6 separate regions of the Homo sapiens genome follow, and regions 2, 3, 4, 5 and 6 are each linked to region 1. Evidence: chromatin loops called from intact Hi-C (ENCODE). Cell type or tissue: Caco-2. All regions are shown on one strand. Links, peaks and the distances in the headings refer to the core of each region. The heading gives the core; the rest is flanking DNA. Region 1 overlaps LOC105369468 (a long non-coding RNA gene). Region 2 overlaps GRIA4 (glutamate ionotropic receptor AMPA type subunit 4). Region 3 overlaps LOC105369468 (a long non-coding RNA gene). Region 4 overlaps CASP5 (caspase 5). Region 5 holds the start of LINC02552 (long intergenic non-protein coding RNA 2552). Region 6 holds the start of LOC107984381 (a long non-coding RNA gene).

Region 1 (5,312 bases), core at 505-4,504:
ATTATTATAATTTATAGATATATTTCTCAATATTACAGTAGAATTGGAAATAGGAATAGACTCATAGCAAAACTCACCTTCATGATTATTGTAATATAGGCTGATGTTCTTTATAGAAGAACTTATCTCACAAAAACAGCAAGCCAGAAAAAAATAAATTGTTTAGGGAATAGGAATTTTCTGTAAAAACGTTGCTTTAATAATAAAAAAAAAAATGCATAGCAAGTATACCCTATATTTTTACTGCCAAAATATTCTAATCAATTAAACTAAATCTGGAAGAGTTTTCCCATCTATTAGTGCAAAACAATAACAATAAAAAAACAATAAAATGACTTTAACCCTTTACAAGCACTATTTGAATTAAACACTTATTTTTTCTTTTACAAAATAATCATTTTTGTTTACCAAAAACACCATTTGTACTGGTCTATTGTATGTATTTAATAACATTTCCAGATGTATAATAGAGTAGGTGATAGTAACTTGAAAAATAGTATCTACTAGGCCGGGCTCGGTGGCTCACGCCTGTAATCCTAGCAGTTTGGGAGGCCGAGGTGGGCAGATCACGAGATCAGGAGATCGAGACCATCCTGGCTAACACGGTGAAACCCCGCCTCCACTGAAAATACAAAAAATTAGCCGGGCGTGGTGGCGGGCGCCTATGGTCCCAGCTACTCGGGAGGCTGAGGCAGGAGAATGGCGTGAACCTGAGAGGCGGAGTTTGCAGTGAGCCCAGATCACGCCACTGCACTCCAGCCTGGGGGACAGAGCGAGGCTCCATCTCAAAAAAAAAAAAAAAAGAAAAAAAAAAAACAGTATCTACTATTATACTAACTTGAAAAATAGACATTTTTGTTTATATTTAAAATTCTTATTTAAAAATAAACCACCATGAGACCCAGGTTTTTACAAAATAGAATGAAAGTTTCTGTATACTTTAAATTTCTAGTATTATTGGTTTCAGTCTCTCATCTAAACAGATATAAATAGGCACTTTAGAGAGGAAGTCAAGGATGTTTTTGACCTATAGTTCCCATTTTTTCAAGTTAATGCTAATGCAATCATCCTAACACATAGACCCAGCACTGTATGATTGATAAGTCTCAAGTAAGGGTTATATTAAAAACATATATTTTTATCTCTCACTAATTCTGCACAAAATGATTCCCTGTGGTGGCAAAATTTACCCACTTGACTTCTTGGCTCAAAAAATAATATTCAGCAGTGGACCTAACAATGAGTTCCAAACTATTAATATATTTGAGCAGACTTAACAAACATGTGCTGCCAATAATCACTCAAAATATTAGCCAACTTGATTATATGCTAAAGCTTACGATGTAAAATAAAAAGTATACCAAATACATTTAAAAATATTGTGCAAAAGAGGCTTAATTGTTTACCATTGAACTCAGAAACGTGACTTATAGCTGTTTAACACTTCAGCGGCTTTATTAATTGATCTCTATATTACCCAATGCTCATCATTCTTTTCTTAGAAATTCATAATAATGATTTCCCACTTAAAGGAGGAAGATTGTATATAACCCGAAGGCATGTTGGAAATTGTCATATCGGATGTTATTGGTTGTGTGTATTTTAGAGCACAATTTAAGGATACAGTAAATGCTACCATAAATGGATTTATGATTTCCACTTAGCTATTTTCAACCACCACTTTATTGTATAATCAGGGTTTATCGTGCTACTCTATATTCAGTTCTCCTTACCTTCCAGGTATAAGGGAGTTACACACTCTCAGCTCCCTTGCTGTTAGACAGAGATATAACATGAAATGGACCAGTAGATTGAGAGTGAAAGTGGAATGGGTCATTATAGCCTGAAGCATTTTCGTCTCTTCTTCTGCCATGGCAATGATGAAATTGGATGTTAATATGGAGGTTGCAGGAGATCAAAGCCCTCATGAATTATTGAGCCCTTGCTTGGGGTGCAGATACCTTAGAGAATCTCTCTCACCCACAGTGACCATAGCTTAAGCAATAAATAAATTTTGATTATGTCAAGTCACTGAGATTCTGGTGTTTGCAACTGCAGCATAGCCTGAGAATCCTGGCTTATGCCAGAATTTTATCTCCCCATATTAACATTGCAAATGAACTGAGAATTTAGAGAATCACTCAGTAAGTGTAAGGGGATCCCAAATACACTGGACTCCACTTAGAAAGTGGATGCAGAGCTGATATCATTGAGGAAGACTGTTTAATACTGTTCTTTGGAAGCAAAAATGAAAAGGGAAAATGTTGATTTTCTCACATTTGTTCAGTATTGAACACAAAACTACCTTCAGTATCCTGGAATCATTCATAAAATGTATAACTCAAAATTCTTGTTTAAAGTGATTAATATTAGTTATAATAACTAAGATTTGAAGGAATTTCTATGACATCAACTGTAATAACCCTGCTGAGAATTGTTACCTGTGTCTATTTTTGGAGCAAATACAGAACTGTATTTTTCTCTTCATATATGAGATTTTGCTTTTATGAAATATGGAAATAATTTTAGAATGTGCATATATATGGAAAGTAGATATCAGTTTATTATAAAACATGGGTAATAAATGTCCTTTTTATTATAGATGGGACTTTTATTGTGTTGGTTTTACCTGGAATAAAGTAAATCATAAGACTGGGCAAAGTTCAAAATGATCCAGAGTAAAAGAAATAGTACTTTCTTTGTGTCAACTTCAGGCAAGGCAAGTAGGGCAGATCAAAGAACTGCTTTAATGATTCACTAAAGCTGAAGTTCAGATAAAACCACAGCAGCAGCCAAAGTACCTGGAAATGCAAAAAATTGTGAGCAAGGCATATGTCTTTCTGAGAAAAGGTCCAGGAAGAACATAAATCTGCAAGGGAGATTATCTCATAGCACGATTGTCAGCAAATAGCGACTCTGAATGAGACAGAAGCAAGGTCAGGGTTTAAATAAATGCTGTGGTTGTACAATAGCCGCAGTAGGCTTTTTTCCAAGTCCTAGTTCTATTGTCATTTTGGGATAAATCTTGACTTTGAGAGCTATCTTCTCAATTGTAGAATGAAGAATTGGCTTTCAAGTAATTTTCCATAGAAAATATTTTATTCTGCTTCATATTTATGGCAGTGCTAAGGGCCAGCCTCAGCTATAGATTCTGTTCTGTTTTATGTAATTAATCTACTTCAAGATGTTCTGAGAGAAAGCACGTGTCTGACACAAAGCTGAATAAAAGAGTTCCTGCCCTCAAGTGGCTCACATGTCAAAAGCCATGCAAACCTCAGCACCAGATATCATGGTGAAGATCTAGACTTGATACTGCATTTGTCGACTGACATACTTGCTGTCTAAAAAAAAAAAATTTACGAAGCACCATTGTCTAGGGTGACGGGCCTTTTCTGCTCACTCATGATCCAAAGAACAGATGGACTTTAATGGATTTAATGCCCAAATAAGCAGTTTTTTCCCAAGCACTTAATGCCCAAATGAGTAGATTTTTTAAAATGCAACTAATAAAAACAGATAACCCTCAGAGTACTCTTGCACCACTAAGCTTGTTTAGGGAGTGGAGCAGAACCTAAATAGTGCAGCAAATTAATTGGAGGCAGAAGTCCTTGCTTCTAAGCTCTAGTTAATAATAATAATAATTAAACTTAATGACTACCTGTGTGATCTTAGTCAACTCCAGTTTTTAGGACCTCAGGTCTTTCCTCATTTATAAAATAAAGAGATGTGGTCATTGGACATGCTGATCATTAAGGTCCTACGAGTTTAACAACTTCATCATTTCCAAAGTAGCATTACACGTTAGACAAAAAATAGCATGGCAACTTACTGAAATGGAGAAGAATTTAGTAAAAGTACCTTTATTTCTTTTTAACAATAATTACTTATCTGGATGTTTAAAAAATACCAAATGAAAAATAAGAATAAATTTCAAGCTTTTATTAAGTGAAATGTGGAAATTACAGAAATTGGGAAAACAGTAAAATATACTCATAGGATTACAAATTTATATGGAGAGATAAAATCCTATTTTATACCCTTGGGGTTCTCTTCTAGTTGATATGTATTTAGCAATGCACATGGCACAGATGAATCACAGTAAATAATATTCCTCTTAAAAAGTTTTTGCTCAGTCATAAAATACATACAGTGAAAAATTTCCTCCCTTGGAGGCAAGCATTCAAAGATATAATTAATTTCTGCACTTTTGTGGAGGAGGAAAAAATAAATGAAAGTATAAATGTTTCCTACTGAGTATGAGACGAAAGGTCTCAGAGGTGTACCAAGAAGGGTTAATTTATAGACATCAAAAAATTTAATATTTTTATTAGGAATTCATCCCCAAATCTTTGGGCTCATTTTTCATATAACTAAAGAGCAAATAAGTATAATAGGTTAGAATATAAAATATCAAAGCTGATACATATAGTATGAATATACGTAAAAAATACATCTCAAACCTCATAAACGGATACAGAAAGTGCAAGTCATCTTTATTGCCCTGTGCTGAAGGTAACTATCATAAATTTGGCACTATAGCGATAAACTTGAAAATAAAAGTCCCTTCCTTTAAAATAAAATAATTTATCTAAAGACGGTATAAAATGCTTTATATTTAAGCTAGGGGAGATAATATGGTTTCTATTGCTCTAAGAAAAGATATGACATTACTGACTAGCACCTTGTATGTTGCCCGATTATATTTAAATAACCAGGAAATACTGGCCTTTGAAATACTGCACAAAATGATAGGACCCTGACTAGCTTTCAAATTTTAATGTTTTGTCTGCTGAACTGAGCCCCATTTCTGCAAATTGCTACCAACCCTTACTGCCTTACAGTGACAATTAGAGTCATCTATAAACATGGCTGATTTTCCAAGGAACTATTATTGACCTTACGTTGTAGATTTTATCATATGCACCAGTCTGAGGTTGGGGTTATGAGAATTGATGTGACTTTATATTTAAGAAATTTTGAGACCCTTCAAAACAAAATGTACTAAAAAATTACAAATTCTTTTTATCCTCACACTGGGAGGAGCTGACAGGAGACATCACTCACCTTTTTCCTGGTGAGAAATTGTTCATCCCTCTGGGCACTCTGAACAGGTAGATGTATTAGATCACCTGCAGTCTAGTCCACTAACTGTATTAGAGGATGTCAGCATGAGATAATTTTCAGAAAGACTTTCTCCAGTGACTTAGAGTAGAGGAAATGACAATGACTCTGAGAGACAAAGAAAGCAGGACTTAGTGAATGAAAGTAGATATATGCAAAATAACTAAGTCTGCAAATGAACTATTTGTAAG
Region 2 (4,000 bases), core at 1-4,000, 660 kb before region 1:
TCAAGGCTTGTTTCTGCAAATGAGTGGACCAAATTGCTCATTGGATTTAGAGAGCCAAAATTCCAATTTGTTTGATTGGTGTTGATATGAACAAAATAAATCTAACTTTGTGGTTTCAATATGTTTCTACTCTCTTAAATGACTCAGTGGGTGATATTTACATACATTCTTCCATTTTTTCTTATGGTGTACATTAAACCATATTTTCAAATACTTGATCTTAAACTCATATTTTGAAATGCTTGAATGAGTATATGTCTAGCTACTATATTAAATAGCAATACATTTATAAGAACGAATTAGTTCATGTCATAAAATAATTTGGAAAACATGTATAGAAGATGAAATGCTTCTATAACCACAGTTTTCCATTAACATATTTTGAGAGAATATTGTCTGAACTATTTCTATTATGTTTTTGCAAATTGATACAAATTAAGATGTCAATGAAGTAATTATTGATGGCATGCTACCATAATATGAAATGTGCCCATCCTTCTAGAAATTTTTTTTTTTGAGATGGAGTTTCACTGTTGTTGCCCAGGCTGGAGTGTAATGGCACGATCTCGGCTCACCACAACCTCCACCTCCTGGGTTTAAGTGATTCTCCTGCCTCAGCCTCCCGAGTAGCTGGGATTACAGGCATGTGCCACCACACCCGGCTAATTTTTTATTTTTAGTAGAGACAGGGATTCTCCATGTTTGTCAGGCTGGTCTCGAACTCCCGACCTCAGGTGATCCACCTGCCTCGGCCTCCCAAAGTGCTGGGATTACAGGCGTGAGCCACCATGCCCGGCCATAGAAATTTACTAATATGAAGTGTGTCCATCCTTCTAGAACTTTATCATCATTGTATTAATTTCACCATCTTCTGAGAAAAGTCCACCTTTTCAAAGGCATTTTTCTAATCAAGATTATTTAGCATTTAACTTTTTACCTTTTAAAAATGCTTTGGTTGGTTTTTTGAAATTGTTTTCTTTTGCTATCTTAATTTATGAAAAAGGATGTTGAAACACAGGGGTCTTAAGATACACGTACAAACCCCTGACAAAGTATGGATTAGCTCTTGTGGAAGAGCCAAGAGTAAAACCAAGAAAACATTGAAAGTTGTTTCATTTAGAGCTACAAGGAATTAAAATACAGATAGTAAACAACAACAACAGCATGTTCAGAATAAAAACACAGCTTTTCTTGGAGGAAAATTTTATAGGACAATTAAGAGTACATTATTTTCTCACAATGCAGTAGACTTTATTGCAATTTATGAGATTTATACCTGAGAGGCATTTTAAATGGACAAAGTTCTCTTACTATTATTATTATTATTACCATGCAACCATGATAGAAAAGAAACCTTTTAGAATTTGGCAAGAAGAATAGAAAAGGTAGACACTCAAGTTTTCTAATTTCTTTAATATGACAAAAAATATATAAGATGTCCAGTTTCTTTAGCAGGAGCTCATTTACGGCTTATTCAGAGTTTATCCAAAGCACCCAGGTGTGCCAATTTTCTTCTTAGAAACCAGCTAAGCCTCTGAAATGGGTCAGTGTGCTTTAGGCACTCAATTGCCTCCTCCAGACTTGGTCTTTTAAGCACAGGTGCTAAGTGGAGGGTCTTTCTGAGCCTTACTCACCCTCTGACAGGAACTTGGCAATCCAGGCAGTTCTTAGAATTGGCTGCTCTGTGGGATTCATCGTGAGTTATTTACAAAGCTTCAGTTGTTCAGGTCAAACAACTCAAACTCTCAATACAGGGGCAGGAGTGGGAGGGAGGGAAATGGGAGTCGGAGGTAAAGTGGCTGTATTGCTTAAGAAAGAAGAAAGATTTTTCTTGGATTCTGTAACTAACCATTTAAAAATTTCATATACATTGAATAGCTACAACTTCAAAAATTTTTTGGACTCTCTTAGGAATAAGCCCGAGTAATGTATAGGCTTTTAATTAATATTTCCCAAAATAACATATATATTTCTTCAGTATATATATATATATATTTAGCTTTTTCTTCTACAAAGGGACGACAGGAAGTAAATACTCTGTTATTTCCTCTTATGGTCTGGCTTCTTTAGACTTTAGCAATACAACATTTTTGTTTGTTTGTTTTCTTTTACTTTTCACTTTTACAAATGCTAATATAGTTGAGGAAGGAAACTGAAGACATCTAGTCCCTTGCCTGCAAATAGTAAAGCTGAATCTCTGAAATATATTTTGGTTTTCATTCTTACAATTGAATACTAAAGTTATTCCTATAAATAAACCTCCAAATTGGCAAGTTTACTAATGGAAATCAAGTCATATAATTATGCAGTTAAGCTATATGTAAAAAACTAACCAACAAAAAATTATATTACCCATGTCTGGCTGAACTAACGTATTGTAGATAATATGAGCAAGCATTTCTAAAACCACTAGATGGCATTCACTCACTGCAATTTTGGCCAAAGAGCCTTTAAAGCTTTATCATGATCTGCAGGGGTAGGGAAAGGCAGATGTTATCCATTATTTGATGATATTTTCCTATCATTTAATACAACGGCAAAGCTCAGTTTAATCTTTTCCTGGCTGCTTCAAATCAAATCAACAAATATTTATTGAAACATTTATTCAAGGACTTTTCCATTTTGAGGAGAGTTGAAAACCATCTCCACTGGGGTAGTAATGTATTGACTTATAATACCTAGCAGAAAACATGCTATATACAGTATTCCACTAAATTATATACAGTATTCCACTGACTTTTCTTTTATTTTATTGCTTTAGTAATTTATGTTGCTGTTTCTCATGTAGCACTTCTCTAAAGTAAGTGTGCCTCTAAAAATGGTGCACCCACAAATTTAGAATTTTTGTACTATTTTTAGATGGGATTAATCTTCAACATTAATATTTTCGAAAACTGGAGGCCAAGAGCTCTTCAAGATTCACACAGAGTCTTTCACTCATTCAAGTCTTAAGAATATGTGAGAAATAGCTTTCTAAATACATTGAGACTTAAGAACCAAAAAGGTCCTTGGTGATAAAAGATTGTGATTTGGTCCTGAAGATAGTCATGGAATGAAAACTCTCAAACCTCACACTCCAAATTAAAAGCTGGGAGAAGATGTTGATGGGGACAAGTCAATCAAAGGTTAAATTTTTCTGTATAGGGTCTAGGTTAAAAATATAAAATCTAGGACTTACCTGTTCTAATATGTTTTGAAGTCTCTCTATCTCACAGTCTATTACAAACTTCTTCTCTTGTCTTCTGTCAAGTTCTTCTAGAAGTTGCCTATAGCTGACATCATTAAAATTTTCCACACATATAGCGCTGACATGCCAACCATTTTGTCCTGCTTTTTCCATAATAGCTTGGAGTATCGAGTATCCTATTGGGGAAAAAAAAAGTTACTAAAAACATGCTTTTACTCCCCTTTAATGATGTATGCAGGTACTGAGCCTATATCAACACTGTTATGTTCCAAAATATACTGAATGCTTAGAAACTTAAAGTCTGTGTGGTTATTTCTGAATAATTTATTCTTACTTTCTTTAGTCATGGCAACAAAATCTCTTAAAATGTTGATTGAATGAAGTAGCAACACCATACCTTGTGCTCTCAAAATCTCTTTACTGGAGAACATTGCATTGCTGTAGACATTTTTTTGATGAGACAAACCCCAAACCAAATCCACCACCATCTGTAGTCAATAGCAATTTCATAAACCCTTTTTGTTATTTTACTCACTAGATGGAACTCATTTTGAACAACTGTTTGACTTTCCCCTTGAACAAGGTAGTACAACATTTTTGGTTCAACTATGGAAGAGAAGATGTAAAAGAAACAGTACAACAGTATTTATTGAGGACTCATTATTCTCGGTGCTTTATTTGTTGATGAGGACAGGTGCATATTAGAGAGGCATTATTTAACTCTTCCTCTCTCAGCAGGTGAATGATATAGACTGGGGATCAGTTGAATAACCACTAGGTGAGGCACTGGTACTCCTAATCAGTAAGAGACTG
Region 3 (5,312 bases), core at 547-4,546, 110 kb before region 1:
CTATCCATATCCATATTTCTATCTTTATACAGTTAAACCCATGTGATTATACCAGTAACCCTATTTGTAGTGCAACAATGCAGAGTTCATTCTAGATGTGCCTCTTCACCTATTTGTACTTCTGTTTTCCAAGGGTTAAGAAGCCTGGATCCCATTGTGCTCAATATAGCTTTTTTTGTTTGTTTGCCTTAGCCACCCTATGTGTAGCAACAAGGCCATCAACAGGTTTTGTGGGGTCCCAGAAAAATATTTTCGTGGCTTTTGTCTTTATAAATGTTTTGATTAAAATGATTTAGAAACTTACAGATTCATGTAAAGTATGGAGGCATATCAATAAATGTTTGGAAAAATGAGTAGAAGCGTATATGTATTTGTTTATTGTCAGATCAGTACATGTGAATATTCATGATGTCTAGACACTATCGCTTTCTGTACAGATCCAGAAACCAGCTTTTTCTATTTTGTATTGTCAAATGTACCATTCCTGGCTAATATCTCCCTGAAAATAACAGCAGTGCTGTTATTACTTGTAATGCCTTCTGAACCTATCTGTATTGAAATGATATTAATAATCTTCCTCCTGCAGTCTCCTAATAACAATTATTTATCACTGATTATATTATTTCTCATGACACTGCATCATCCACCTTGCAGTCCATGAACTTTGGCTTCCAGTGACTCTTCCAAAATTTTTTATTACTATGTTTCATTGATAGTGACTATAAATGCGAGTTTTGCCTGCAGTATTCAGACAAAATGTGAATGATAGTTCATTTTCTGATTATGTTGACTTTACCATACATAATTTTATAGTAAAGATGTCAAACAGCACATCCTTCAACCTATCTTCTCTTGAACTCTGTTATTATTGCATTCATAGAATATAATCTCTTTCAATTTTGACCACATTCCCTACCTTCCTACCCTCCAGGCAATAGTACTAGGTGGCAGAGTAGGCAAGAGTTCCTAGGCAGAGCTAAAAGAGTGATTTCATTTGCACAGGGAATATTTATCTTTCCTTTGGTATGGCTTAGACTCATAGAAAAAAGCATATCATTGGCAAATCAGTGGTAATGGAGCACATTGATTGAAATAAGTTGTAGATGGTCATGTAAAGCCTCCAAGGATAAGCTGAGACATGCCTTGAGGGTTGCCTGACATATGATGGGGAACCTGTGAAGAGTACCAGTGGTAGTAAACTCCCCAGGAACAGGATGACTACTGCCATCTTCTCAGCCTTCAGGACCTGCAGACCACAGGCAGCACAGCAACGGGATACCAAAAGGGCAAGAGTAGGCATACTGGTCACACATTTGGCTATAGCCCGTGAACTGTGCCCGTTGCCCAAAGTCCTGAACTCTCCTCTGTTGAGAAGAAAGAACTCAGTATCTCAGCATCTTTCCTGCACACCAATCTTCTGCTCTCTGTTAAAAGAAATACAGCCCCTGCCAGTGGGAGTGATCCTTGCCAGTCATCTTTCTGAAACCATGGAGAAGTTATGGGGCCAGAAACCATCCCATAGGCAGGAGTCTTCGTGGTCCTCGGGGCGTTTACTCAATCTCTTGTGGGACTGGGAAGGCATAAAAGGTTAGAATGTCTCCAAGGGCAGAAACAGGAACAGGCTTACACAGTTGCTGGCCTAGGGCTACAGATCCTGTCTTTCCATGCAAAAAAAGCCATTCCAATGTGCAGGGCCCCTGAAATGTGTGCCCAAGGCAGGGACCCTGCAATGTGTGCCCAAGGCAGGGACCCTGCCTGCCCAGGTCTAGGCACTCTGTGGAGCTTAGCTGCTCCAGGTCACTCACTGCAAGATGCCCTCCTGGCCCAAGCGGGACCTCCAATGGGCTATTTTCACCTGTGTGCTTTCTTTTGGACCTGGGTTGCCTTCATGACTCTAAATCAATTTTTAATTATTTAAAATGTCTAATATCCTGGTTATTTTCAAAATTGTTGTTATAAACACTGTGTATTAAACTGGATATTATCTTTCACAGATCTTGCAGCCACCACTGATTATTTTCTTATTGTACTTTCCTGGAAGTGGGGTTTCTATGTCAAACATGAGCTGTAAAGACATCGGTAAATATTAAAGAGGGCTTGCAGAGTAGCTATGAGGATTAACTCAAAAGAGAAAGCATTTTTACGTTCAATATACACATCTTAATTTTACTTTCTGCTGTTATTCAAGAAAATAATATTTTCCTTTACTTTTATATATAGTTATTTTTGGGTCTTATTTATTTTAATAAATTCATATTTCTGCTTGCTTTTTTTAGAAACGTTAGTACTACTAGTTTTATGTCAAATTCTAAAGAAAAGACTAAACCAAATGCCATGTGAGCTATTAAATCTTCTGTAAAATGACTTTGTATCCATGTTTAGGGGAACCATGTAAGAGCTTGAAACTCACAGGTGGTCCTATTTATGATCTCGAAAAGCTTGGTGGAAAAAATTAGTCACTATAAGAAATACTTGGTGAAAAAGCAATAGCTTAGAATCCTACATAGTTCACTATTACATTTAAATATTTAAAACAAAATATATCTCTGTGTACATACTACATGTAGGAGAAATGAGCATGTTAATTTGAATTTTTTTCAAACCTGAAATTAATGTTTTATATTTGTATGTTTGTATCTTTTATAAGAACTTGATTTATTGGATTCCTTTTTTATTAAAACTGAATTATTCAACTGTAAGGTATTGAGTGGTTTATTGCTCACTTAAAAATTGCCTCACGTCATCTTTTTATCACCAGGTAAAATTCGTTGAATGTTTTTTAGGCTTGGGTTTCTTTTTCTGGTCTATTACCACCAGAGTTTTTTTTTGTCTCTAGTCCTATTTTGTTAATATCTAGTTAAAATCACATTTCTTTTACAATCCACTGGATTGTATTTGTCTGAGGTTGGAATCTATTTTGCTTCTTGGCTTCAGTTCATATTTCTTCAGCTTCTATTTAGAAATAATGCATATCACTTAATTTAGTTTCAACAGTTAATTATGTTCTTTGGTTTTTAATTAATTTGATATTAAAAAATTAAACATTTGCCAAATCGATAAAATTAGTTCCATCCTTTCTTTGTTAACTTACATATATAATTTCTCACTGAATTTTATTTTTCCTCATGAATTATTAATTAACATTTCAAAATAAAGCATAGTTTCATAGATCATACACTTGCACCCACACACACAAACCAGTTATACATCCATGTTTGTAAACTTCTTAGTCAGTAGACTTTGTGTTATTATTTATTTTGAAATATTTGAGAATTTTGTTGCTGTGGAGACACATGACTGATATGTGTGGACACTTTACATTCAGTAAAAATTAAGCAAAATATTTATACACAGACATATAAATAAAACTTTCATGGGCTATTAATTCCAAACTCCTTTCAACCATGATAACCTAGATATGCTGGACAAAAGTGAATTTAGAGGTTGAGGCCAACATTTAATTAACCTTGCAATAAAGAAAATGAAATTCTCAGGTACCTGAAAAGAAAAGGGTACATTTAGTACCATAAACTCTGTATTTAATGGGAGTGGGGTGTGTTTTGAAATGCACAGAATAAGGTTTTAAATACTAGTGACTTGTACTTTAACACACCCCAAAGGGTTAGGATGCTCAAATGAGCAAGTGAGAAAGTAGGAAATTTTAAAAATTGAATAAAGTCTGAAATATTTAATTTCCAATAAAAATCTTACCAGTTCAGGGAGAAAACAAGAAACTTGTTTATTTCAATGGATTTGGATGGGGAGTGTATTCTCCTATGAGGAACTGGTGTACAAAGCCTTTTATTTGTCCTGGTTAGTGGCTAGAATTTAATAAACTTAAAAGGAGTAAGACAAAGGAAGCCAATCAGAGCAGACTGGTAGTGTCTGAACACAGAACAGTGCAAGGTGTGGGAAACCATACCAGACTCCATCTGAACAAAACCCAGGAAACACGTGAATGTATTCCTGAATATAGAATAAAGAATCTCCTTGTTAAACTTGCCTTGTAGACAGAAGAATCATGATCAGAACTGGAAAACAGTGGACCTTGGTTGATGTATTTACACCCTGCCTTCAATCCCTATTGATAGGACTTCCGTTTATGGTCAATTTAGAGTAATGAAGAACAGCTGTACTCTTCCCTGAAACAACTGAGAACAGACAAAATACATAAAGTAATAGTGTACAAAATATTAGGCATCACATGATGAAGGCAATGATCCTTAAGACATGGGAAACAACTAAAGTCAATTCGTTGAATGCTAGTTTTACTGCATTGAGTAAGCTCCTATACTGTGCTGCAGAGAAGGGAAAGTCGAGACAGAGCTTGGTGAGCTCTGTGAGTGAAGAATATGGACATGGGAGTCCAGAGAGACTAAGACTGCCAGAATTTGGACAGAGCACCAGAAAGGAGAGAACTCCATAGAAGGAGAACTCCAGAGATCTGTAGAGGGCCCCCTTGAGTATTCTGCTGTGTAATGATCAGTATTACCTGTATGGGGAAACTCTCTGAGGCTAGGAAAGTAAACACTCGAAAGGCTTATAGAGAAGAGTATCTGGCACTCAAATAAGGCTGAACTGTGGTCTATTTCCACCTGCTATGATGGAAAACCTCATGATTCACAGAGCATCATGTGGAGTACACAGAAGAATCTTTTTTCAGTAGTGGGGAAAGATTATCCTGAGACTGAGCTCTACTCTTGTTCTCCCTTACAAATCCTAAGAGCAAGGCCAGATAAGATCAAACTACGTCCAAATCTCTCAATTTTATCCTAGAATAAAGCTGAAAAATATGAATAGGATATTATATATATTATATACTATAGGATCTGTGGAGTATATACAGAGTATATAATGTATACACTATAGGAATAATATACTATACATATTAGAGGATTATATATATATGTACACACGCTATATATATACTCAAGGATCATTTTCTTTATCACATGATGACAAATATTTTTGTACACTATTACTTTACATATTGTATATATGTGTGTATATATATAGTGTCAGTATATTTTTGAGCTGTATTCTAGTTAAGATATTGTAATATGTGTATATCTGTGTATATACATGTGATATTATAATATGTGTATATCTATATATGGCATATACATATATATTACAATATCCTAAGTAGAATACAGCCCGAGAATATATAGACAAAGACATACACATACACATGCCCTTACAGACACATATATGCTTGAGGTTTATTATATGAAATATAAAGTACTAATTAAAGATACTTAATACAAAAATATCCTTCAACAAACAAAGTAAAAATGCCAATGTCTGGCAAT
Region 4 (4,000 bases), core at 1-4,000, 210 kb after region 1:
TAATTTAACTGAAAACTGGTAATGACATGATAAATTCACTATTAATTTACACATTGTTGAATGACACTAGAGACAAAGCAAAATGTGTGTGTGTGTTTGCATGTGTGTGGGTCTGTATGTATGTATGAAATTAGTTAGAAAGAACACTGAAAAATAACAAGGTGGGCAATTGTGATAGCCATGCTAAGTGAGGCACATCAGTGTATAAAAAGTTGATGTCTCTTGATCCAACCCAAATGTCCATCAATGATAGATAGACTGGACAAAGAAAATGTGGTACACATATCCCATGGAATACTGTGTAGCCCTAAAAGGAATGAGATCATGTCCTTTGCAGGGACATGAATGAAGCTGGAAGCTATCATCCTCAGCAAATTAACACAGGAATAGAAAACCAAACACCACTTGTTCTCACTTATAAGTGAGGGTTGAACAATGAGAATACATGGACACAGGGAGGGGAATATCACACACCGGGGCCAGTCGGGGGGTGGGCGACAAGGGGAAGGAGAGCCTTAAGACAAATACTTAATGCATGTGGGCTTAAAACCTATATGATAGGTGCAGCAAACCACAATGGTACATGCGTAACTATGTAACAAACCTACACGTTCTGCATTTCTATTCTGGAACTTAAAGTAACATAAAAAAAAAAGAAAGTTGATGTCTCTACAGAAAAACATGGGGAACTCTGGGTCAGAGACTCTCCAGCATCCTTGGCACTCATCTCTTCACAGTCATCTGAGAACCTGGAGGCAGATTCTGTTTGCAAGATCCACGAGGAGAAGGACTTCATTGCTTTCTGTTCTTCAACACCACGTATGTGTCTTTTAGTAACAGTCAAAAATTTGGGGGTGCTGAGGCCACCTTTGAATGATTCTATGAAATCAAGATAGGCCCTATGCAACAATGAGCTGAGAGAATGGTGTGTGCTCTCTATATATTTTGCATGATCTTATGTGTGCTGTGAGAATAGATTCCTTCCCCCTCCCACACACACATTTTAAAAAACTGTACTTTTATTATAAGTGTTACACTTTACAGTCAAAGGCATACCAAATATTAAAGCAATACAATACAAGGAACCCCATTCGCCACACACCATGTAAACATAGATGATGGATGCTGTTTTTTTAATAAATCCATTTAACATTTTGAATAGAAGTTTTATGGATCCCAGTACTGGCTGTCTTTCCAAACGATCAACTTCAAGCCCTCTTCTACATATATCCCACTTGATCCTACAAAGAGCAATGTTATTAAGTGTCCAGATAAAAATGTGAATGAGCTTTAAAAAAGGTAAGAAATGTTAGGGTGGAGCTAATTAGGTCTAATTACAGGAAACAGTCGTTTGTATTTCACCTCTAGGTAATCATCCTAAAGGGCTTTCTATTTTACTCTTTCCAAGTTGTAAATTTTCAAGTCTTATTTTTAAACCACTTTATGGAGGCATAGCTGACATATGAAAACTGTACATATTTAATGTATGCAACTCAATAAGTTTGGAGATTAGTACACACCCCTAAAATCATCACCCAAATCTATGCTGTAAACATCTCTCCTCCAAAAGATTCCTCCAGCTCTCTATTTATTATTATCATCATTCTGCAAGGGTGTGATAAGGATAATTTACATAAGATCTACTCTCTGCAAATTTTTAAGTATATAAGACAGTATTATTTACTATTGGCACCATATTATACAGTATTTTTCTATATTTTAATCTTCTATAACTGAAACTTTGGATGTGTTCATCTATTTTGTTTATTTTATGGTGAAAGACATCATGGTGCAATCTGTAAACAATCTTGGAGCCCGACGGTAGTTTTTTGTTGCTTCCTCACTGAACCTAAAAGTTTATTCATCCTTCTGAGCTTCTATTCTTTCCTTTGTAAAGTGAAAGAATTCCAGTTATTTCTCAAGTCCCCTTTTCTAAGCAAAGTGAATGAACATGAGGTCCATAATAAAAAGTTAGTTCCAAGAATCAAAATACAATCACTATGCAATCTCTTGCAATACTTACAAGCTGTCTTTTTTGTTCAACCTTTGCCAGCTTTTCTGTTTCCTCTGTGTGAAACCTAAGTAAATGTTTGGTTATAAGGGATTTCCATAAATCTATCAAGTAAATTCTCAAGCTATGCAAAAACAAAAATATAAACAAAAACATAGTGAAAGTCGTAGCCCAAGGCATACCAGGCTGTATCATCATAGATAACGTGTCCTGGAGAGACCGCACAAGGGGCTCCATCTTCATTACGGAACTCATCACATGCTTCCAGAAATATTCTTGCTGCTGCCACCTAATGGAAATATTTCGGAAGGTAAGCTTCCATTTCCTTTTCTAGTCATTTACTTATTTGCTCAGAAAGAATTTATCATTATTCACTAATCGAATAAAAATGACACAGTTTTTCAGGCAAGCAAAAGTAGTATGGCACCTGATTTCTGTCATTCAGGTGTTTAAAATCTGCTTTAGAGAAAGAAAATGTCAATATATCCCAGAAGAAGAGCAAAGTAAAACAAAATAATATCAGCTATAAGCTTCCTATTTTGGGTTATAACTTATTAAAATTCAGAGAATAGAAAATATTTTGAAATAATTTTTGTTAATTTACTAAATGAATAAAAACTGGATGGAGGTGAGGGGCTTCATCCTGATGACAAAGGGGTAAATGAGGCTTGCATGGCTTAAGACTATCTAGGACTCACACTTTTGTGAGAGATATGGATACTGAAAATATGGGTTAACAAAAAAATGTGCAATTACAGATTGTGGTAGAATTCATAAAGGCATGTAACAGGGAATAAAAAAGAAATCACTCTTTCCATGGGAAAGGGCAGAAGGGAAGGTTTGCTACTCCTTGCCCAACTTGGGACATTCCTTATTCCCCATCCTTCCTACTTTATTTTCTCCACAGTTCTTACCTCCTCCCATTAAGCATATATTAATAGTTTATTTATGTGTCTGTTTTTTACCTGTATTTACTCACTAATATGCAAACTTCAGGATGGCGGGGATTTGCTCAGCACCTCAATATGCCTGACATATAGCAGACATTCAATTAATATATATTGAATAAATAGATGCATGAATGAATAGATAAATGTTCCTTCTCTTTTTAAGGGAAAATAGGATTGGTATTAACACAGGAAAGTGTGGTTGTTTCTAAATTAAAAATTATAGAGAACAGTAAAACTCTTGTGGGAAAAGGAAGATATACCACTGGTGTTTAAAGAAGATTGTACCATAAATTGAGATGGGGTTTCTGTGAATAGAGAACTGGGAAGTTAAATCCTTTTGGATGATTAGGAATTAGACATTGTACTTTTGAGGGTATTCCTGGGAAAAGAACTAGAAATATTGGATTTACGGTAAGCAGGATCTCATTGATCAGTCCATGCATAAGATTTCAGAGGTCAGCATGGTGGTGTGGGCATGAAAGTTGTTCAGTGTTCAGGCCTTAAAGCAAGATTCTGGGATTTAATTCTCCTTAAATTGAAGAATCAGCGTTGGTGGGGGTTGAAAGTACTAAATCTTCCATATCCAGTTCTCATGAGCATATCCCAAAGGATATTTAATTGATTTCCACATCCGTAGGTCAAAAATGGAAAATAGAGAAAATGGAGGTTGAAAAGCCTTGACTAGGCATGCAGTGTTTATTTTGATGTAAAGTGTACAGTATGACATGGGGTGTCAATTCTAAGAGGTAGAGTAGCAGTGTTAAGGAGTTGGAATATCCATGGGCTTGGTCCTATCAACCCTGGAAGCTCTCTTCATTCAGGCATTTCCTGGTTCATGGTGTAAGATGCATTCTGAGAACCCAAAATCCCTCATATCTCATCTACTGTTTTTTCTTTTAGGTACAGAAATCATTTGAAGTTCCACAGGCTAAAGCCCAGATGCCCACCATAGAACGAGCAACCTTGACAAGAGATTTCTACCTCTTTCCTGGCAATTGAAAATGTAAGTATTGAGAGTTGTTGGAGGGTGAAATAAATG
Region 5 (5,312 bases), core at 499-4,498, 590 kb after region 1:
TTAAATTGACTATGGTGCCATCAGTTTTTTTCTCACTTAAGTTCTACACATATATATGCATAAAATGTTGGTTATTAGTTATTCCCCTTGCTTTTCCTGCGTCATTTATTTTCTTCAATAAGCGGCTTCAGGGAAAAAAATAAAACACTGGCTAAGGATTAAAAACAGTTACTGTTCTCATCCAAGTTACAAATTAGTGTTTATAATTAAACTCCAAACTTAACAATTTCTTTGTTTTGAATCCATCCTGTTGAGTGGTTACAGAATTGTCTATTTCTTCTAACCTAATGCTAATAATGTGCTGGCTTCTACATCTTTATAATTGTTCATTAGCTTCAAGCAGTATGCTTTGACTTCTATGTCCTTGAAACTATGAAATTATGTTTCTATAATTCAGTTTTTCTTAATGTTTCTACTTTACATAGAATGTATTATGAAACTGAGATCTGAGGCATTTTTAGAAATTCTGAACGGGGGATATCAGTTTAGTCAGAACAGTGTCAAATGTGGAACCCAAACAACATAATTGGTACTTTGAGGTTGAGGTTGATGTGACATTCTCTTGAACATATTTTAATACTAATGCATATTTAAATTAAGATTTTAACCTCCTGACGTTCAAACCAACAAGCCAATCACTATCCAACTAGAGAGACATGTCTTACAAATAAGATGACACGACAAAAATCACTTGTCTTGAATCTATGTTTATTGCACAAGAGATTTGAAAAAAGACTAGTTGTTTATTAATATTTTGACAGTGAATTTTTATATTAAAATAGCTTTTCCAATGGATTATACACCCAGAAACCATCCCAAATATATTTGTCTATATCCTGAAAGGCTGCTACCTAAAAATGATGGTATGGCATGTGTTCAAACATGACATCCATTTCATTTTACAATTTTATCTTTTTATATAGCAGGTAGATTTCTGGCTATCCTACACAATATAATTTTTTGTTTCCAAGAAGACCAGATGAGGTAGGCATCTGTATTAGAAATACGCTAGACCTCCCTATCAGAATCTACCTGTCCAGAAATAGTATTATTTATTGTATCCCTTTTTGATCCTTGTTACCAGCCTCAAAGTAGCAAGGCTTCTTCAAAGAAGCTTAGCTTTGATCGTGACCAGAGCCAGGTTGACAGGTGAGATGTTAAAGTTTGTTTTGCCCCAACATGATCTTGTCATGACCCATTTTGGTGCCATGCAGCTGAAGGTATGTTTTGGTTGAGGATTCTAACTATTCTAACTTCCAGTGAATTCATGCACAGCTGGATCTTGTTGGGAAAAAGAATCATCTTTCAACCCTTCAATGGTATTTCCTACTTACCATTTCATTTAACATTTATCAGAGTGCCACCTTTGTAGTAAAATGCTGAAGTGAAAATTCTTATGTTTAATAGCAGGGAAAAGTGAAAATGATTGTATCTGATTGAATCTGTACTTGCAGTGAACAGTTTAAATTTAAATTGGGAAGGTGCCAGAGGCCTATTGGCTTCCTTCCGTAATTGTCAAGTTCCATGGAATGGAGGAAGTTATTTTAATTCCAAGTAACAAGAATAATTTTGCATCCTGAGATCCAGTGCTGCTACTTAAAACCAAAATACACCAACATTTTATGGCACAGAAATACAGAAGATCCTTCTTGCCAAATGCCTCTGTGTTTATTTACTTCAAGTCCCAGAAGAACAACCCAGATCAATTTTGCCACTGACATTATAAATAGCATAGCAAATTCATAAGGAGTCTTTTCTTCAAAGAACGGAAACTAATCTGAAGTCTGATTAAACTCACAGGGTCCTTGTGAGGGAGATGGGAAGAGGCAGAGTATTTTGTCTAATTTCAAGTTCAAGAAAGCAAAGAACACAAAAGTTAAGTGGCTGGTGTCCATTTACTCAAGTAAATGTATTCAGGAGTTGAGCCAGAAATAAAGATCAAGTCTTCTGGCCCATGCACTAGGCCCCATGCTGCCTCACAGCTTTCAAAACCTTCATTTTCTTGGGAAATGCTAAAAAGCTTTCCCCTACCATACATACTAGATTCAGACACACTGCCATCTACTGACCCACCAAAGGATGTGCCAGCACAAGACATCCTGACCTTCAAGGGAGGGAGGAACACCTTGAGAGGAGTTGAGATCCTGCTTTCTCTTCAGAATGCCATCTCTAGGATGCCAATGGGCTGTGTCTACAGTACTATGTAGGAAAGTGCTGCAAGAGGTAAGTGAATTTAGAATATTTCCTCCCCGATGAAGGGATTAGTATTCTGGCACTATTAATATTTATATAACGATGTCACAATGCACCATGTTGTCTATATGTGGGATATCCTTGAAATAACCCCTTCCTCTCGTACTCTTATTTTGACATATTCGTCTAGGGATTTGAATAGTATAAGACAGCCTTTCTTTTTCACATAAAACAGTTTGAGGAATGCCATACGATTTTTGTGTTGTCTATTTTGTCTTTCACTGGTGTCCTATAAGATGTGCTAGTTATCCTACATGATGCCAAGAAAGGCATAATAGAAACCAAGCTAAATAGCCACAGTCCTGTGCTTGTAGAAAATATCATAAAATGTCCTAAAAGAGCTCTAACAATAGGAGAACTAGGCTCCTAACTATAATTTCAGCAATATTCTTTTTCGTTCAGAGCCAAGGTATTTTTTTCCCAGAAAAAATATCAGTGTCTTTCTTGCCACATCAACCCTTTAGAGGTTGCCTACATTCTTCCTAGAATAAAAGTAACATTTTAAAGACTTCATCAAGCGATGATGAATACAATTACTGTTTTTATTCCATTTTTACAGCCAAAAATTAAAGTTATGATGTTTGTCTATTGCTTGTGATTGTACTTAGTCCATTGCCTCTAAGAAAGAAGTTGAATTTAAGTATGTGGACCATATATTTCTTTTTTGATGAGTGTAAATGGATAAAATTAATATCTTAATATATAATCAGTGTCTATAAAAGAATCCACGTAGTAGCAGAGAAGCATTTGTGCCATGCTGGTTACTTGTCTTCATTTGCTTTGAGATCTCAAGAAAAGTTTATTTCCCAGGATGGTGGTTCACAGGCATTGTGGTTGAGGACTATACATAGAAAACTAATTGTGAAAATAGAACTTATTCCTATTCTTTCAGGATATGAAATCTTATGTTCATGACAATTTAATTGTTTTTATAAAATAATTGGTTTGGCATTACAGTTAGTAAAGCAGAACTTATCCTTTGAAGTTTACAGCTTGGAACTCAATCTGAAGAAGACCACTGATTTAATTTGGAATAAATGTCTATATGTGTCCAACCAAATCTTTACAGAAATATCTTAAGTCTTCTTAGGCAGAAATAAGAAACTGTTGTTTCCAAATTTTTTAAATGTCAAGAGGGTCTCTAAAATTATGACAGAGATGAGGGATACAAGGAGAGATACATAAAGAATGGAAACATCTGGGAGTTTTACTGACTCAGTGAAACTAGGGCATTGTGAAAACCTAATTGAAAAATCTACAGAGAGAAAAGTCCAGTTCACAAATCTGGCCCTCACATGTTCAGTCCTTAGTAAAGGCTTATTAGATATTGCAAGATGAGAGTGAGGTCCAGGAATGGTTAAATGAAAAATGAGAAAATAAAAGGTTATGAGGAGAGCAGGAAGGAATAATAATAGGAGGGTGCCAAGGCATTTGAACATCTTTGTTATGAGCTTGGACAAGATGCTAGACATTTAGAAAGCTTACCTGAGTTAAACTGAACTACCAAACTTATTGAGAAGCAGTAACAAGAACAAAATGTTCTTTAGCCTTGTTCTATTTAAAGCAGATGCATGCATATTAATCTTTTACAACATGATATTTATATTTGATTCTTCTTGTAAAACCATCACAAGACATCAACTCGTCAGAATACATAGATTTTTTAAATGTTTGCAGAAACTATCTTCCTGACACTGGAATGGTGAATTAATTCAAGTGTTATCCATATGTTTCCTCTGTTATTCTTTCTTTTAATTTTTCTGTCATTATATTTTTGATGATTTAAGACAGAGATACAACATCACATTTTCTTAAATAAAGAATATAAAAATAATTTCACACAGAATTAAAGGTATTTGTACAAATTAGTATGGTTTGTTTTAGATAAAAGATTAAGTAATCAGTTAAATCTCCTAGACCTAGGTGAGCCATAAGAAACACAGGCAGCGTCTGGCATTCTTGTAGAGTTGAGGAGACAGCTGAGAGTTCCCAGACAAAAGCAGCTAGGGTTCACAGAGCATGAGCGAGGGGAGAGCTGCATGGGGAGAAAACTCTGGCAATTTCTATCAGGTCTTTCTCAAGTGTTTCAGGAGAGAACTCATCTGCACACGTGTGGGTGAAATCTACTCGAAACTGAAGAATGAACCTCTGGAAGGACTAAGGGGAACAATTCTTGGAGCTCAGGTTAGGCCAAGAATATTTTATTTTTCTTCACCATCCAGAAGGGTCAGTTCATCAAGAGGATATAGCATTGTGAAGTATTTATGCAAGTAGTAACAGAGCTTCAAAATACATGAAACGAAAATAGATAAAGCTGCAAGGAGACACATATTCAAAAAATAGTTTAAGGTTTCAATATCCCACTCTCAATAATTGATAGAAAAAGTTATGCTAATTCTATACAAACTCTTCCAAAAATTGAAAAGTATGGAATACTTTCCTAATCAGTTAATGATGCTAGCATTACTCTGACACTAAAACAAACAAACAAAAAAAGCATTTTAAGAAAAGAAAACCGGCTGGACACGGTGGCTCACGCCTATAATCCCAGCACTTTGGGAGGCCGAGGCAGGTGGATCACAAGGTCAGGAGATCAAGAATATCTTGGCCAGCATGGTGAAATCCCATCTCTACTAAAAATACAAAAATTAGCCAGGTATGGTGGCACGCGCTTTTAATCCCTGCTACTCCGGAGGCTGAGGCAGAAGAATCACTTGAACCCAGGAGGCGGAGATTGAAGTGAGCTGAGATCGCACTATTGCACTCCAGCCTGGGTAACAAGAGTGAAATTCGTCTCAAAAATAAATAAAATAAAATAAAATCAGAGACCGATATTTTGCATGAACATAAGATATAATAATTCTTAACTAAATGTAAAAAAAAAAACAGAATCCAACAATATGGAAAAAGCATAACGCATCATTACCAAATATGTATTATCCCATAAAATGCAAAAGTGGTTTAACATTTGAAATTTATCAATATAATTTACCATGTTAACAGATTAAAAAGAAAAAATATACAGTAATCTAAATAGATGCAGAAAAAAACTAAGACAA
Region 6 (5,312 bases), core at 1,310-5,309, 160 kb after region 1:
ATAGTAGATATATTTTCTCTTCCTTATGATTTTCTTAACAACTTTTTTTACTTTAGCTTACTTTATATTACAGTATATAATACATATAAAATACAAAATATTTGTTAATCAGTGGTTTTTGTTACTGGTAAGGCTTCTCTTCAATAGCAGGCCATTAGAAGTTAAGTTTGGAAGGAGTCAAAAGTTATATGCAGATTTTCTTTTCTTTTCTTTTTTTTTTTTTGCGACCGAGTCTCGCTTTGTCTCCCAGGCTGGAGTGCAGTGGTGCGTACTCAGCTCACTGCAAGCTCCACCTCCTGGGTTCAAGCCATTCTCCTGCCTCAGCCTTCTGAGTAGCTGGGACAACAGGCACCCGCCACCATGACGGGCTATTTTTTTGTATTTTTAGTAGAGATGGGGTTTCACCGTGTTAGCCAGGATAGTCTCGATCTCCTGACCTCCTGATGCGCCCGCCTTTGCCTCCCAAAGTGCTGGGATTACAGGCGTGAGCCACCGCAACCGGCCACAGATTTTCAACTGAATATAGGGGTCAGTGCCTCTAAGTATTTCATTGTTTAAAGGTCAACTGTACATCTCTGTATCTTCCACATTATATACATTTTCGCAGATTTGTGTGTCTGCCTTTTAATCTGTCCATTATTAAATATAACTAATTTTTGTATTTATACATGCTCTATTTTTATTGTTTCTCAAATTATTGCTTATTATAGAATAATTACTTTTTGCTCCCTTTATTTACATCCTTCTATATTTGATATAGAATGATTTCATTCTATATTTGATATTTGATTTGTCCAATATCTCAATGTCCTTCAAGATTTAAATTTATAGTCTCTTCTTTCTGCTGATATATCCTTATAGTGGCTTGCTTTCTAGTGTATTTATATACTTCATCTGTCAGTGTAGTTTATATTCTGAGTGGGCTGAAGGAAAAGAATGGCTTCTGTTTCTGCTGCTAGGCAACACACCACATCCAAGACCATGTCTATCCCTCCTTGGGGATTTGGCTCTATCTGGTTCCAAGATGAGACTCTAACTTGTAGAGGTTCCATGGGTCAGTTATTATCTATGCTGTTGGTGTAGAAATCTGACACAAGGAGACCACACCCCTCCTGGCCACTTGCCTGTCCAGGCAAGCTCTTTACTGCTTCATCTTCGCTCCTTCCTACTCTTCTGCAGCTTCTTTCTGTAGTCAGCACCAACTCCCAGACATTCTTACCCCTTCTCCTGTCTCCAACACTCAGTCCAATCAGGACCCAGCTCCTGGTTCACATGGTACCAGCAATGCCTCAAAGAACATGTCCTATTAAATTCTGGATGTGGCAGTGCATGAAGTCTCAAGGGTGAGGGTCAGGATGAGATTTTGGTTTCATAATCTGGGGTTATTCCAAGTACCAATATTTTTAAACGGTTCGACAAGAGGAACCAATATAGATGAAGTATCTATTACAGAGCCTGGGCCTTATTAAGCACTCAATATGAAATAGTTACTTTAGAAGCATGTTAACGTGACTCTCCTACTTAGGAAGCTGCAATGGTTTCCTATTGCCCATCTCATCATTTAAATAGTTTACTGGGGCTGACTGTTATAAATTATCATAGTCTAGATGCATTTAACTCAGAATTTATTTCCCACTGACACAAAAAAGCACCTTTTATCTGCTTATCTACTTCCTATTTCCCAGTGTAGTTAGTACCCAGTTGAAGAGGAGTGCATCACATACAGCAAGTAATGAGTGAGGTGGTGGGCTGGCTTCTCACCCAGTTCTCCAGCTTGGGCTTACCAAGGCCTTGAAGCAATTTTTTACCTGATCTTCCTATCATAAAATGAAATTAATGCTTATTCAACATACTGAAGTGAAGCATATGAAAAATTTAGAAGTACTTAACCAAAAAGTACATTTGTACATGACCTTGCTTCTGCTCTATAGGTCATGACTACCATAAATGAGAGGTACTATGGCATGATCTCTACACCTGGCATTGCATCCTAGAAGGTAAGAATGATTAGGAGGCCCCTTCTATACACGAGAACACAGAGGCTGAGAGATGTTAAATAACTTGTCCAAAATCTAATAGCTCATAAACAGAAGTTGACCTCAGGACTGTTAGATACCCAAGTCCACACTGATAAGCTGTGCAGAAAAGGGGAAGGTTTTAGACAAAGAAAACATAAAATAACATGTTATAGTTGATTAGTGTTCTGAATTGTATTACTCAAAATGTGCTAATGGTCCACAAATATAAATAAGAAGAGGAGTTGGATAAACTGAAAGGGTATATGATGTTCTAAAGCTTGGAAATGGGATGGTCAAAACCCAAGCACAGGAATTTTCTGTCTTCTATGTCAGAGGTTCTTATAGTACCTACTCTGTCATTTAAAATAATATTGTTTCACAGACTTCACACTGATAGAAGGATTTTTAAATCATTATGCAGATTTTAAATATCACTTACAGTAGAATTGCTACATTCATTTATTTTAAGATAATTTTACTTACGTAATGCTATTTTCCAGGTACATATTTCAGTCAATAAATTGGTTCCTGTAGGTTATCTCCCCTCTGTCTACCTATCCCCCTCCAATGTGGGTGGCGGGTAATTACATTTCAGCCACTATGAGAACTGCTTCCTCTTACCAGAATTATGGGTAATTTTTGGAGGCTTGATTGTGTCCTGAAATCAAGAAAAAAAATGTTTTTCCAAATTAGTCTGTTATTACTACCATTGACCTTTTTCATTTCAAATTTTAACATTATTTTAGTATAATTTACATAAAAGAAAATGTACCCCTTTTAAGAATATAAATTGATTATTAATTACACAAGAATATTTAGTATAATATCCCATTTAATAGACAAACCGATATTGTCACCCCAAAAAATTTTGTCTTGCCCTTTGTTCTCAATTTCCTTCCATTTCCTCCTCTGATAAGCAGTGATTGAATTTCTACCACTACACATTAGATTTTTCTAATCTAGAACTTTATATAATTGGAATCACAGGGTATGTGCTCCTTCCTATATGGCTTCTTCCACTCATAATGAAAGTATAAGTTTTTCATCCATGTTATTGCATATATTAGTAATTTTTTCCTTTTATGACTGAATAGTATTTCAGTGTATGTGTCTAGCACAAATTGTTTACTTATGCTCCTGAATTGGAATTTGAGTTGTTTCCAGTTTTTGACATCTTCCTTTTTGAGGAAATAGCGAGCCTTTGCACTCTAATGGCTCAGTGTTTACATTCCCAGGACATGACTCAAAGCTCATGATTCTACATCCCCAGACACATGGTCTAATCATTGTTTCTGTGTCCTGGATGCCACTTTGGCATGCATAAACTCCGTGGTTCTTGGCTCTGGCTGGTGGGGAGAAACCCTCATGTGAAACCCTTAAGCAGCAGAAAAAATAAATGAGTCAGTACATAAATTTAAAAGTAAATAAACTAAAGAGAAGTGGTGCACAGACAATTTCTGCTTTCTTCCATGCTACAAATCCTTCCAGCGGCAAGGAGCTCAAGATTTTGCTGCAATCGGATTAGGTCATTGGCAGAGTAAAGATAAAAACACCATGAAAAACACCTTAGATTAAAAGCCACGTCATTGTCCTCCTACACAGTCCGTTCTACTTAACCAATGACATTTAACTCTTAGCCTGGAGCACAGGAAGTAAAACTGGTAGCCCACATGTCAAACCGTAAATATTTTTGTAAATCTGGTCATTATCCTCCAAAGGTAATAACGTAACAGCCCAAGAAAATTTTTGGTAAAAAAAAAAAAAAATGATAAATGAAATGTACCGTGTGCATTTTGCTATTAGTCCATCTTCCATCAAGTTTATTCATGAAATAAATTAGCCACATTGAGTTTATTTCTGGGATAATCAATTCAGCATGTACTGACAAAGGCAGAGACCTCTTCTGGCCTTCCCTGGCTCCTCTGTGTACAATTTTCATGAGTCCTGCAATACTTTGTCTCCCACTTCTCCAATTAATTTCTTATTCTTCTCATCGCTTGGCATATTTTCACATTCTAAATATTCCAGTTACATATTACATACCAGGTTTCATGTGTATCTTTCCCTCTTGAATGTGCGAGCAAGAGGGAAAGGATCATAATATATGTTTTGATGGAACCCCTGACACCGAGAACCATGTTGTCCACATATATTTGCTAAATGAATGACTGGAGGCACTGCTTGAGGATTCTAACAAAAGATAAACTTAGCTAAAAAATCTGCAAATAATCATCCTTGATTATTTTTCTAAACTGAAATATTTCTATTAATTATAGTAATATCCCTCATTATCTGCTTACCATTTGCCAGGCAATGTTCCATTCATTTTTCACATTTTTATCTCAATACTGCTCAAAACTGTGTAGATGTGTATGTACTATTAATAATATTATTTTACAGACAGAGGAACCAATGTATAAAGAAGTTTAATATCTTGCCCAGGAAGGTGAGTTTAACTTGCTAGGTTCAACATTCTGAGTTCAGAGTCTATGCTTTGGGCCTCTGTGATGCAATGTCCCTCAAAAGAAAGCCATCCAAGATGAGTGAGTGGCTCATGGCTCATGCCTGTAATCCCAGCTCTTTGGGAGGCCAAGATGGGCGGATCGCTTGAGCGCTGGAATTCAAAATCAGCCAAGGAAACATAGGGAGAGCCCGTCTCAACAAAAAATACAAAAATTAACCAGCCCTGATGGGATTTGCCTGTAATTTTAACTACTCAGGAAACTGAAGTGGGAGAATCATCTCAGCCTAGGGAAGTGGAGGCTGCAGTGAGCCGTGGTCATGCCACTGCACTCCAACCTGGGCAACAGAGTGACATCATGTATCAGAAGACAAAACAAAACAAAAAAGCCATCAGGAAAGGAAGAACATTAAATAAGAAAAGCTTTAATATTGGTGAAAAATGTTTACATTTCTTAAAGCAAAATTGCTTCACAGGGACATATATTTCCCACAAACTTTCCCCAAAGCTGTGAGGTGGGGTCAAGGGAACAGTGGTTCACATTCTCCAAAGGTTGTGTTAATTTTTTCGGTCAAGTTTTCGAATGAATGGGAAACTCTTCACTGTGTGAATTTAACTGTACACATACTTTCTCAATCCTGGGGCTTATTCTCTAAGCCCCATTCCCCTCCTACCCTGATCTATCCAAGGGCTGGAGAAAAAAGAATTCCCTTGGATACACTCTCTGATGCAGGCTACAGTTCTGATTCTTTCTCTGGGAAGAAAAATAAAGATATGCATATGAATGTGCAGTGGGTGTTTCCCAATATGTGTACACGCCCTGCCAAAAAGGA

What was found. A loop is a pair of places that touch in the nucleus more often than their neighbours do. Peaks named below come from ENCODE experiments on the same cell type or tissue, not always from the same donor. Only the 100,000 strongest peaks of a DNase experiment are listed, where the experiment ranks them.
Region 2: a loop joins it to region 1, with 2.2 times the contacts of the local background. A loop is called at or near these places in 2 of 110 quality-filtered maps.
Region 3: it touches region 1 in a loop (2.1-fold over the local background); 3 of 110 quality-filtered maps call a loop at or near these places.
Region 4: it touches region 1 in a loop (4-fold over the local background); 3 of 110 quality-filtered maps call a loop at or near these places.
Region 5: it touches region 1 in a loop (2.4-fold over the local background); 3 of 110 quality-filtered maps call a loop at or near these places.
Region 6: it touches region 1 in a loop (3-fold over the local background); 3 of 110 quality-filtered maps call a loop at or near these places.

What each region holds. Positions count from the first base shown.
Region 1 is chr11:105,200,559-105,205,870 of GRCh38, reverse strand. The region is part of intron 4 of LOC105369468 (a long non-coding RNA gene); the gene reads left to right. Among named protein-coding and RNA genes, the nearest start is that of CARD18, 63 kb to the right of the region's middle. In Caco-2, for the core only: no CTCF peak of the experiment used is centred there; a DNase peak (open chromatin) is centred at 2,800.
Region 2 is chr11:105,861,387-105,865,386 of GRCh38, reverse strand. GRIA4 (glutamate ionotropic receptor AMPA type subunit 4) reads right to left here. Exons shown (of 17, transcript NM_000829.4): 5 at 3,179-3,363. Among named protein-coding and RNA genes, the nearest start is that of MSANTD4, 160 kb to the left of the region's middle. In Caco-2, for the core only: a CTCF peak has its summit at 2,423 (motif pointing right); no DNase peak of the experiment used is centred there.
Region 3 is chr11:105,314,642-105,319,953 of GRCh38, reverse strand. All of the region lies in intron 2 of LOC105369468 (a long non-coding RNA gene), which reads left to right. Among named protein-coding and RNA genes, the nearest start is that of CARD18, 180 kb to the right of the region's middle. In Caco-2, for the core only: no CTCF peak of the experiment used is centred there; no DNase peak of the experiment used is centred there.
Region 4 is chr11:104,995,704-104,999,703 of GRCh38, reverse strand. CASP5 (caspase 5) reads left to right here. Exons shown (of 10, transcript NM_004347.5): 7 at 676-819; 8 at 2,212-2,321; 9 at 3,862-3,964. The coding sequence ends at 3,960. Among named protein-coding and RNA genes, the nearest start is that of CASP5, 25 kb to the left of the region's middle. In Caco-2, for the core only: a CTCF peak has its summit at 2,250 (motif pointing left); no DNase peak of the experiment used is centred there.
Region 5 is chr11:104,606,148-104,611,459 of GRCh38, reverse strand. It overlaps LINC02552 (long intergenic non-protein coding RNA 2552), which reads left to right and starts at 2,158. Exons shown (of 4, transcript NR_120585.1): 1 at 2,158-2,223. In Caco-2, for the core only: a CTCF peak has its summit at 2,065 (motif pointing left); a DNase peak (open chromatin) is centred at 2,049.
Region 6 is chr11:105,045,353-105,050,664 of GRCh38, reverse strand. It overlaps LOC107984381 (a long non-coding RNA gene), which reads right to left and starts at 2,665. Exons shown (of 3, transcript XR_001748352.2): 1 at 2,502-2,665. In Caco-2, for the core only: no CTCF peak of the experiment used is centred there; a DNase peak (open chromatin) is centred at 3,284.